Linked DNA regions of Homo sapiens: region 1 is linked to region 2. A link is an interaction called in ENCODE POLR2A ChIA-PET data of the cell type or tissue named here. Cell type or tissue: Panc1. All regions are shown on one strand. Each heading gives the region's core, and the rest is flanking DNA. Links, peaks and the distances in the headings are about the cores only.

Region 1 (3,959 bases), core at 921-3,420, 740 kb after region 2:
GGGCCGCCCGCCAGGCTTCCTGGGCTGCAACTCGGAGCCCAGAGACCCCCAGGGGAAGGGCGCCTCTTCCCCCACCACCACCCCAGCCGTCGCCTGCGGGAGGAGCACGGGGAACCCGGCCCAGCCAAAGGGGGAAGAGGGAGGGGAAAAGGAAGAAGGTCGGGGAGGGGCTGACCATATAACCAGAATTCTTTAAACGGACTTACCCGGCCACCTGTTGAGAATCCATGTGGGGTCGGCTGGCTCCGGAGTTGCGCAAGGTGGACACACAAAACCAAAAGCCGGAGTTGGGAAAAGAAAATTCTTTCTCTGACCATGCCAGACGCGGCCGGTCAGGCTCGCAGCTCCGCGCTAGGATCGGGCGGCTGTACAACCAAGATCGACTTTGCCCTGTCCCCCAACGCCCCCCTCATCCCACGGCTCCACGGCTGGGAGGCTCCGGACTCAGAGCTCGCGGACTCGGCGCTCAGGGTCAGCACCAGCAGCTCGGCTTAAGCCGGGGCAGGCTCTCTAAGCCCTGCTCAGAAGTCAAGAGCAGCAGTGCTGCCTCTCCTCGCCGCCTTTCATGCCGCGGCCGCTCCTTATTCTTGTGTCTCGGCCTCTCCCGGCCCCCTCGGACAAAACCCCCAGAGCCCGGCCACTCTCTTCCCGCTAAATCCCCTTCGGGGTCAGTGCTCTACCAGCACCGGGCCGCGCGCCTCTCCTGCCAGCCGTGTGGCTCTTAAAGAGCTGCACCCCTCCTCCGCCCTGCGCGATCCCCCGACCCCCGCCTCCCCTCCCCTCTCCTCCGGATCTAGCCCCCCACGCCGACGCCTGAGGTCCCTGCTGCCCCGACCGATGCCTGCGGACTCCCAGCCCCCTCCCCTCGCCTCCTCCCCTGAGCAGCCGGTGGGCCTGGCCTCGAGGCCACAGGGCTGAGTTCTACCCTCGCCTCAGGTCCCCTTTCTCACCAGCAGCGCACACCCCTCCCTTCCCCGCCCCTACTTTAGCCCTCTGGGTCGATCAAGGCCCGGGCACCGCCTTTGCCCAGCTCAGAGGTGATGCCTAAAGATTGCCAGTTTAGGGTTAAGTTAGGGGGTTATGTGATGGGAAATGGGGCAGGGCATGCTAGCGGAGCTAGGGAGAGAGAAAGGAAGAGAAGCAAACCAGATGGACTTGGAGGGCTCTCTGTATCCCAGGGCCTACCTGGCCTTTTGGTTCCTTTCCACGACCTCCCAGAGACGCTCACGCGGGCACGGGGTCCTGAGGTTACCAACCTGACCAGGCCCACTGTGTGTCTGAGGGATCCTGGGCATGTTTGTGTTTGTGTGTTGGGGGGTGGGGTCCAGAAAGTCCTGAGTGTGGATTTGGAGCAGCCTGCTTCCCAAGCCCAGAGCATTAATTCCCCCCAAAAGTAACCCTTAAGGGCCCAAGAGCTGTGTATGCAAGGAGGGAGTGAAGGACCTTGAGCTCCGACTGTCCAGGGAAAAGGGCATCAGAGGAGAGGGGAGACAGAAAGGGAAGGAAGGCTACACTTCCTGAGGACTGAAGCACAATTTTTAAGAGGGTGTCTTATATTTACTGGCCAGCCATGTCAGCTGCCCCACTAAGAAAAGGTGAAGTAGATGACTGCTTTGGTTTCCCTTCCTTCCAGGGCTCTGGCTCTCTGCCTCTCTGCCAGGCTGCCAGGCCAGTCTTGCAGGGTGGTCTTGCCTATAGCACTTTTTTTGCCAGGCCTCCCTGGGACTAGAAGCCAAAGAAGGGATACCTCTGTTGAGGGGGAGTGCAGGACGGGCTGTGGTCCCCTGCCTTCCCTACTGCCACTTGTCATAACATGTGACTGGGCTCTGTGAATGGTGGAGGCAATGATGGGTTAGGGAGGGGAGCTGCCCACCCTTTCTCAAATCCAAGTCCTGGCACACCAGGTCTGGCTGTTCAGAAGGGGAACCTTGGGAAGAAGTGTGTGGCCTCTGGGCAGTGGAAGCCAAGGGAACCTAAGGTGATAGGAGGATGGAAGGCTGACCCTCAGCCACCCCAGCATTAGTCCAGATGCACCTTTAAGGAACTGGAGTGACTAATTGATTTGCAATTGGTCCACTTGGGAGAGGCTGGCAGTGCACTCCCTGGGCTGGATCCTGAGACAGCAAAAGCCTCTCCTGCCACCCGCTCCCCTCCCTGCACTGCCCCCAACCAGTATGGCTCACACCTCCCAACTCTCCAGCCCCTCTCTCTTGGGAATGGGTAACTGCAGGCAGCTAGGCTGGGTTTGTGCCCACCCTCCTGGGCCTGGCAGTGGGAGGTGCCGTGGTTCAAGACAGAGCCAAACTTCCCCTGTTTCAGAATGTGGGGGGTGGAGGGTCCTTTAGAGGGCGGCGGGGCTCATTAGGCAGAGCAGGGTGCCGAGAGGTGCGCGTCGCCGGCCCCTGAGGCCGCCTTTGAGCCGTCGGGGCGGCTTCATTAAGCTGCGCTAACAAGGCGTACAAATGCCGAGCCCAGCAGCTTTCTTGCAATGCCCGGCCTTAGCAGGGCGCCGGACTAATGAGGGTCACTCAAAGGGGCTGATCAAATATTCAAATTTCCCCGCACGCCAGGAACTTTTATGCATGGAGAAAGTTGAGGCAACTGAGCTGTGTTTACTGTCCGGGGCGACAATTGCTTGGAGCGCCAGTCCCCGGAGGCTAAGGCGGGGGGCGGGGGTGCGGGGAGGGAGCAGTTGTTGTTGTTGTTTTTCAAAGGAAAGTAATCGGGGTCCTTGAAGGGCTTCGCGGCCTCCCCGCCTGCGTGCTGCGCTCCCCTGCGCCCTCCCTGGCCGCCCGCGCCAAGCGCCTCAGTTTGCAGCTTGCGGGGAGGCCCAGACTACGGGCCACCCGGCCAGCCTCCGCCTCCCGACATCCTGGGAGCCGGAAGGGGCGTTGCCCCCACAGGGCAAACCTTCCCCCGGCCTCCTGGTCGGCTGTTTAGAGCTGAGCAAGGCCAAGTGGGTGCAGCTGCCCCAACCCTCCGGATCCTCGTCTCCCGGAGGCCTGCAGACCCGTTGGCTTTCCCTGTAACCCAAAACAAGGAGAGAGTGGGAGGTCTCTCGGGCGTTCTCCAGATGTGGTTGAGACTTTCCCAGTGCTGGGGTGGCGGGTGACATTTGTAAATAAATGCCAGTTGGTCCGGGTACAAGGAGAACACTATTTAAACCCCAAAGACATCTTTTCTCCCTGCCCCACCTGAAGGCGATATTTTAGATCGCCGGGGCCAGGATTGAAGCGGGGATGATGGCAGCAAATTTGTTCTGCACAGGTGACCCGGCCTGTACGGGCGCCAAGTCCCAGATCCCGCAATCAGAGCGGCCAGAGAGCAGAGAAGAGACCTAGAGGATCTGCAAGCTGACCTATCCACCCGAGACTCTCCGCTCTGAGCGACCCCAGGGTGCAGGCGCCCTCCACGCGCCACCTCCTCTAGCGGTCCCCCAGGGTCCCTTCCCAGTCCTCGCACTGCCCTAGGGCTTGCTTGGTTCCCAGACCAGCGTGGAAGGCCGCTGGGCCCCGGAACCCAAGGTCCCTCTGCTTCTGCTCCACTCCCCAGTGCCCAGCGCCTGGGAATTTGGGAGGGGAAGCTCTGGCGCTCCACAGCCCTGCTTCCCACCCAAACACGCACTCAGAACCCCTCGACTGAGATCCTATGGAGCCTGCGCCCCCAGCCCGGCGGGGAGCCAGTCCGGCCCTCCGCTCTGGGACCAGCCGCCCCGCCTCCCTGCCCTGCTCTCCGGACTCTCAACTTACCCGCTCCAGGAGGCGGGAGTACTGCTTCAGGCCAGAGCCGAAAGGCGCTGGCGGCGGCTGGACCGCGAGGTGGGCTCGGTGGGCGGCGCCGAGCTCGGCTCTGCTGGGAGGCGCGGACAGCCCGGGGCTGCCACCTGCCCCACCGGGTCCTGGCGCACAAAGCTACACGCCTCTCTGCAGCCCTCTGCCCTGCTTCGCGTTCCGGAACCG
Region 2 (3,959 bases), core at 592-3,091:
TTTAAATACTTTTGCCACATATTCATGTATGTAAACTAATCTGTTGCTTTGTAAATTTTATTTGTTTTTGTTTTTGTTTTTTTGACACGGAGTCTCGTTCTGTTGCCCAGGCTGGAGTGCAGTGGAGTGATCTCGGCTCACTGCAACCTCTGCATCCCAGGTTCAAGCTATTCTCCTGCCTCAGCCTGCCGAACAGCTGAGATTACAGGTGCCCGCCACTATGCCTGGTTAATTTTTTTCTATTTTTAGTAGAGATGGGGTTTCACCATGTTGGCCAGGCTGGTGTCGAACTCCTGACCTTATGATTCGCCTGCCTCAGCCTCCCAAAGTGCTGGGATTACAGGCGTGAGCCACCGCTCCCAGCTTCTGCTTTGTAAGTTTTATAACTTTGCATAATGGCATCACACTGTATGTATCATTTTCCAGCTACTTTGTTTTGATTTACTCATGGTGATACAAGTTAATGTAGTCTATACTTTTAAATTCTGTAGAGATTTACATTGTATCAGCATTATTGTATGCTTCTGCTTGTATATATGTGAAAATTTCTCTGGGTGGATACTCTATAACCAACAATTCTCCAGGAAATTATATGCATTTTTATTCTACCAAATATCACTCTGGAGATTTCTCATGCTGTTTGGGTTCCTAATTCTTTATGTGTGACTTATTTTTTCCCCTTTTTTCCCTCTGGGAAATGTTAGGTTTTATCTTTATCACCAGTGTTTTGAAATTTCAGTTGCTTTTTGTGTCTCTGTATGTGTGTGTGGTTGGTTCTACTTTCAGTCCTGACACTTAGGGTGTTTAGTTCTCTTTCCTTTTCTTGTTCTTTCTCTAATAGCTGTTAGTTTCAGGACTGATCCTGCAGCTTTCTTAGTTTTATTCTTTACTACTTTGAGTCTGTTTGGTTTTTGTGAAGGGGAGGGGTCTGGGGGATTTTACTTTTGATTTTTTTTTTTTCAGTTTGATTTTCTAAACTTTTATTGACAATTTTCTGTCATTTTAATTATTTTTATTTTATGTTATGTTATGTTATGTTATGGTATTGTATTGTATTGTATTGTATTGTATTGTATTGTATTGTATTGAGATGGAGTTTCGCTCTGTCGCCCAGGCTGGAGTGCAGTGGCACGATCTCGGCTCACTGCAACCTCCATCTCCTGGATTCAAGCGATTTTCCTGTCTCAGCCTCCCGAGTAGCTGGGATTACAGCCCACAAACCATGCCCGGCTAATTTTTGTATTTTCAGTAGAGATGGGGTTTCGCCATGTTGGCCAGGGTGGTCTCAAACTCCTGACCTCAGGTGATTTGCCTGCCTCGGCCTCCCAAAGTACTGGGATTACAGGTGTGAGTCACTGTGCCTGGCCTGTCATTTTTATTTTTAAAATGTTTTCTTTAACTTGACATTATAATCTTACATATGTATTAGGTATAAAATGATGTTATAACATATGTATGCAGTGTAAAATGATTGAATCAAGCTAATGAACATATCTATCACCTTACATAATTATTATTTATTTCACCTGTCTAACCACAACTTTCTATCCTTTGACCAACATCTCCCCATTTTGCACCACCCTCCCAGCCTCTGGTAACTACCATTCTACTCTCTGCTTCTATGAGTTTGATTGTTTTAGATGTCACATGCAAGTGAGAATATACAATATTTGTCTTTCTATTCCTGGCTTCTTTTACTTAGCATAATATCCTCCAGGTTCATCCATGTTGTTGTAAATGACAGAATTTCCTTCTTTTTTTAAGGCTGAACAGTATTCCATTGTGTATATATACACCACATTTTCTTTATCCATTCATTCATTGATGGACACTTAGGTTGATTGCATAACTTGGTTTTGGTAAATAATGCCACAGTGAACATGGGAGTGCCGATACTTCTTCCACATACTGAATTCAGTTCCTTAGGGTTATATACCCAGAAGTGGGATTGCTGGATCATATGGTAATTCTGGTTTTAGTTTTTTGAGGAATAGATAGTTGTCCAGAATTACTGTAATAATTTACATAACCACCATCAGTGTACAAAGGTTCACTTTTCTCCATATCCTTACCAATACCTGTTATCTTTTCCTAATAGCCATTCTGACAGGTGTGAGATGATATGTCATTGTGCCTTTAATTTGCATTTCCCTGATGATTAGTGAGGTTGAGCATTTTTTCACATATCTATTGGCCATTTGTATGCCATTTTAATTTCAAAAAGCACTTTTCTTTCCTCTGAATTTTTTTATTTTGAAAAAAATTTTTTTAGAGACATGTTGTCACTCTGTTACCCAGGCTGAAGTACAGTGGCCCATCACTACAGTCTTGAACTCCTGGGCTAAGGCAGTCCTCCCGCTGTAGCTTCCCTAGTAGCTAGGACTACATGTGCTTGCTACTGTACCCAGCTAATTAAAATTTTTTTTCTTTTTTTTTTTTTTTTTTTTGAGAGACAGAGTCTCGCTCCATTGCCCAGGCTGGAGTGCAGTGCTACGATCTCAGCTCACTGTAACCTCTGTCTCTCAGGTTCAAGTGATCCTGCTGCTTCAGCCCCCCAGTAGCTGGGATTACAGGCACGTGCCACCATGCCCGGCTAATTTTTGTAATTTTAGTAGAGATGGGGTTTTACCGTGTTGGCCAGGCTGGTCTCGAACTCCTGACGTAAGGTGATCCACCCGCCTCGGCCTCCCACAGTGCTGGGATTACAGGCGTGAGCCACTGTGCCCAGCATAAAAAATTTTTTTTTATAGAGACAGAGTCTCACTTTGTTGTCCAGGCTGGTCTCGAGCTACTGGCCTCAAGCAATCCTCCTACCTTGAACTCCCAAAGCCCTGGGGTTGCAGGCATGAACTACTGCATCACCCAGCCTGGTTTTGTTTATTTGTTTGTTTGTTTGTTTGTTTTTAATATCTTTTTGGTTCATGAATAGAATACTTTTTTATTTCTCTTAAGGATTTTTTTTTCCCTAGTCCTTGCATGGTTTTTTCCTTCTGATTCCTTTTTCTTTGTTTGATTTATTTTGCTTTTCATGTTGTATGTTTCCTTTCAGTATCTGGTAATCTTTGGATAGCTCCTCATATTTAAGTGTAACCCTGACAGCCTTGACAGGGATGTCATTTGATAGGCCTCGCTGTGGGATGATTGTGGAGACCAAGCATTTTATGGAGTATTCCTGTGTGTAAGTAATCTGTGGGTACTTTCTCTGGGACTAGTGAATTTCCTCAGAGAGCAATAGAGCTGTTGCCTGCTTGTGGTTTCCTTGATTTCTGGGAGTTGGTAAAGAAGGCTGAGCAGGCCGGGCGTGTTGGCTCATGCCTGTAATCCCAGCACTTTGGGAGGCCGAGGCGGGCGGATCACGATGTCAGGAGATCGAGACCTTCCTAGCTAACACGGTGAAACCCCGTCTCTACTAAAAATAGAAAAAATTAGCCAGGCGTGGTGGCGGGCGCCTGTAGTCCCAGCTACTTGGGAGGCTGAGGCAGGAGAATGGTGTGAACCTGGGAGGCGGAGCTTGCAGTGAGCCGAGATCGCGCTACTGCACTCCAGCCTGGGCGACAGAGGAAGACTCCATCTCAAAAAAAAGAAGAAGGCTGAGCAGGCTGAGCATATCAGCATTCATTATGCAAATTTATAGTTTATATCACTGGTTTTCTGTAAGGCTTCTTGCTCTGGTCCTCAGCTAAATCTGCTGTCTCTAAACCCAGAGTCTCTATAGTTCACTCTTTGCAAGATAGACCTCCAGTCTTTTGCTTTTTTTTTTTTTTTTTTGAGACGGAATCTTACTCTGTCACCCAGGCTGGAGTGCGGTGGCGCAATCACTGCAGCCTCCACCTCTCAGGTTCAAGTGATCTTCCTGCTTCAGCCTCCTAAGTAGCTGGGATGACAGGCGCTTGCCACCACACCAGGGCTAATTTTTGTATTTTTAGTAGAGACAGGGTTTCACCATATTGGCCAGGCTG

Evidence for each region. Peaks named below come from ENCODE experiments on the same cell type or tissue, not always from the same donor. Only the 100,000 strongest peaks of a DNase experiment are listed, where the experiment ranks them.
Region 1: POLR2A ChIA-PET joins it to region 2 with 10 read pairs; 2 of 35 experiments call an interaction of 5 or more read pairs at or near these places.

The regions. Positions count from the first base shown.
Region 1 is chr2:44,935,074-44,939,032 of GRCh38, forward strand. LINC01833 (long intergenic non-protein coding RNA 1833) reads right to left here. Exons shown (of 2, transcript NR_147195.1): 1 at 3,750-3,959. Among named protein-coding and RNA genes, the nearest start is that of LINC01833, 2.1 kb to the right of the region's middle. RefSeq lists enhancers at 1,808-2,341, 2,342-2,874 and silencers at 2,748-2,827, 3,822-3,951. In Panc1, for the core only: no CTCF peak of the experiment used is centred there; no DNase peak of the experiment used is centred there; H3K4me3 peaks cover 921 bases; H3K27me3 peaks cover 223 bases.
Region 2 is chr2:44,191,149-44,195,107 of GRCh38, forward strand. The region is part of intron 1 of PPM1B (protein phosphatase, Mg2+/Mn2+ dependent 1B); the gene reads left to right. Among named protein-coding and RNA genes, the nearest start is that of PPM1B, 24 kb to the left of the region's middle. In Panc1, for the core only: no CTCF peak of the experiment used is centred there; no DNase peak of the experiment used is centred there.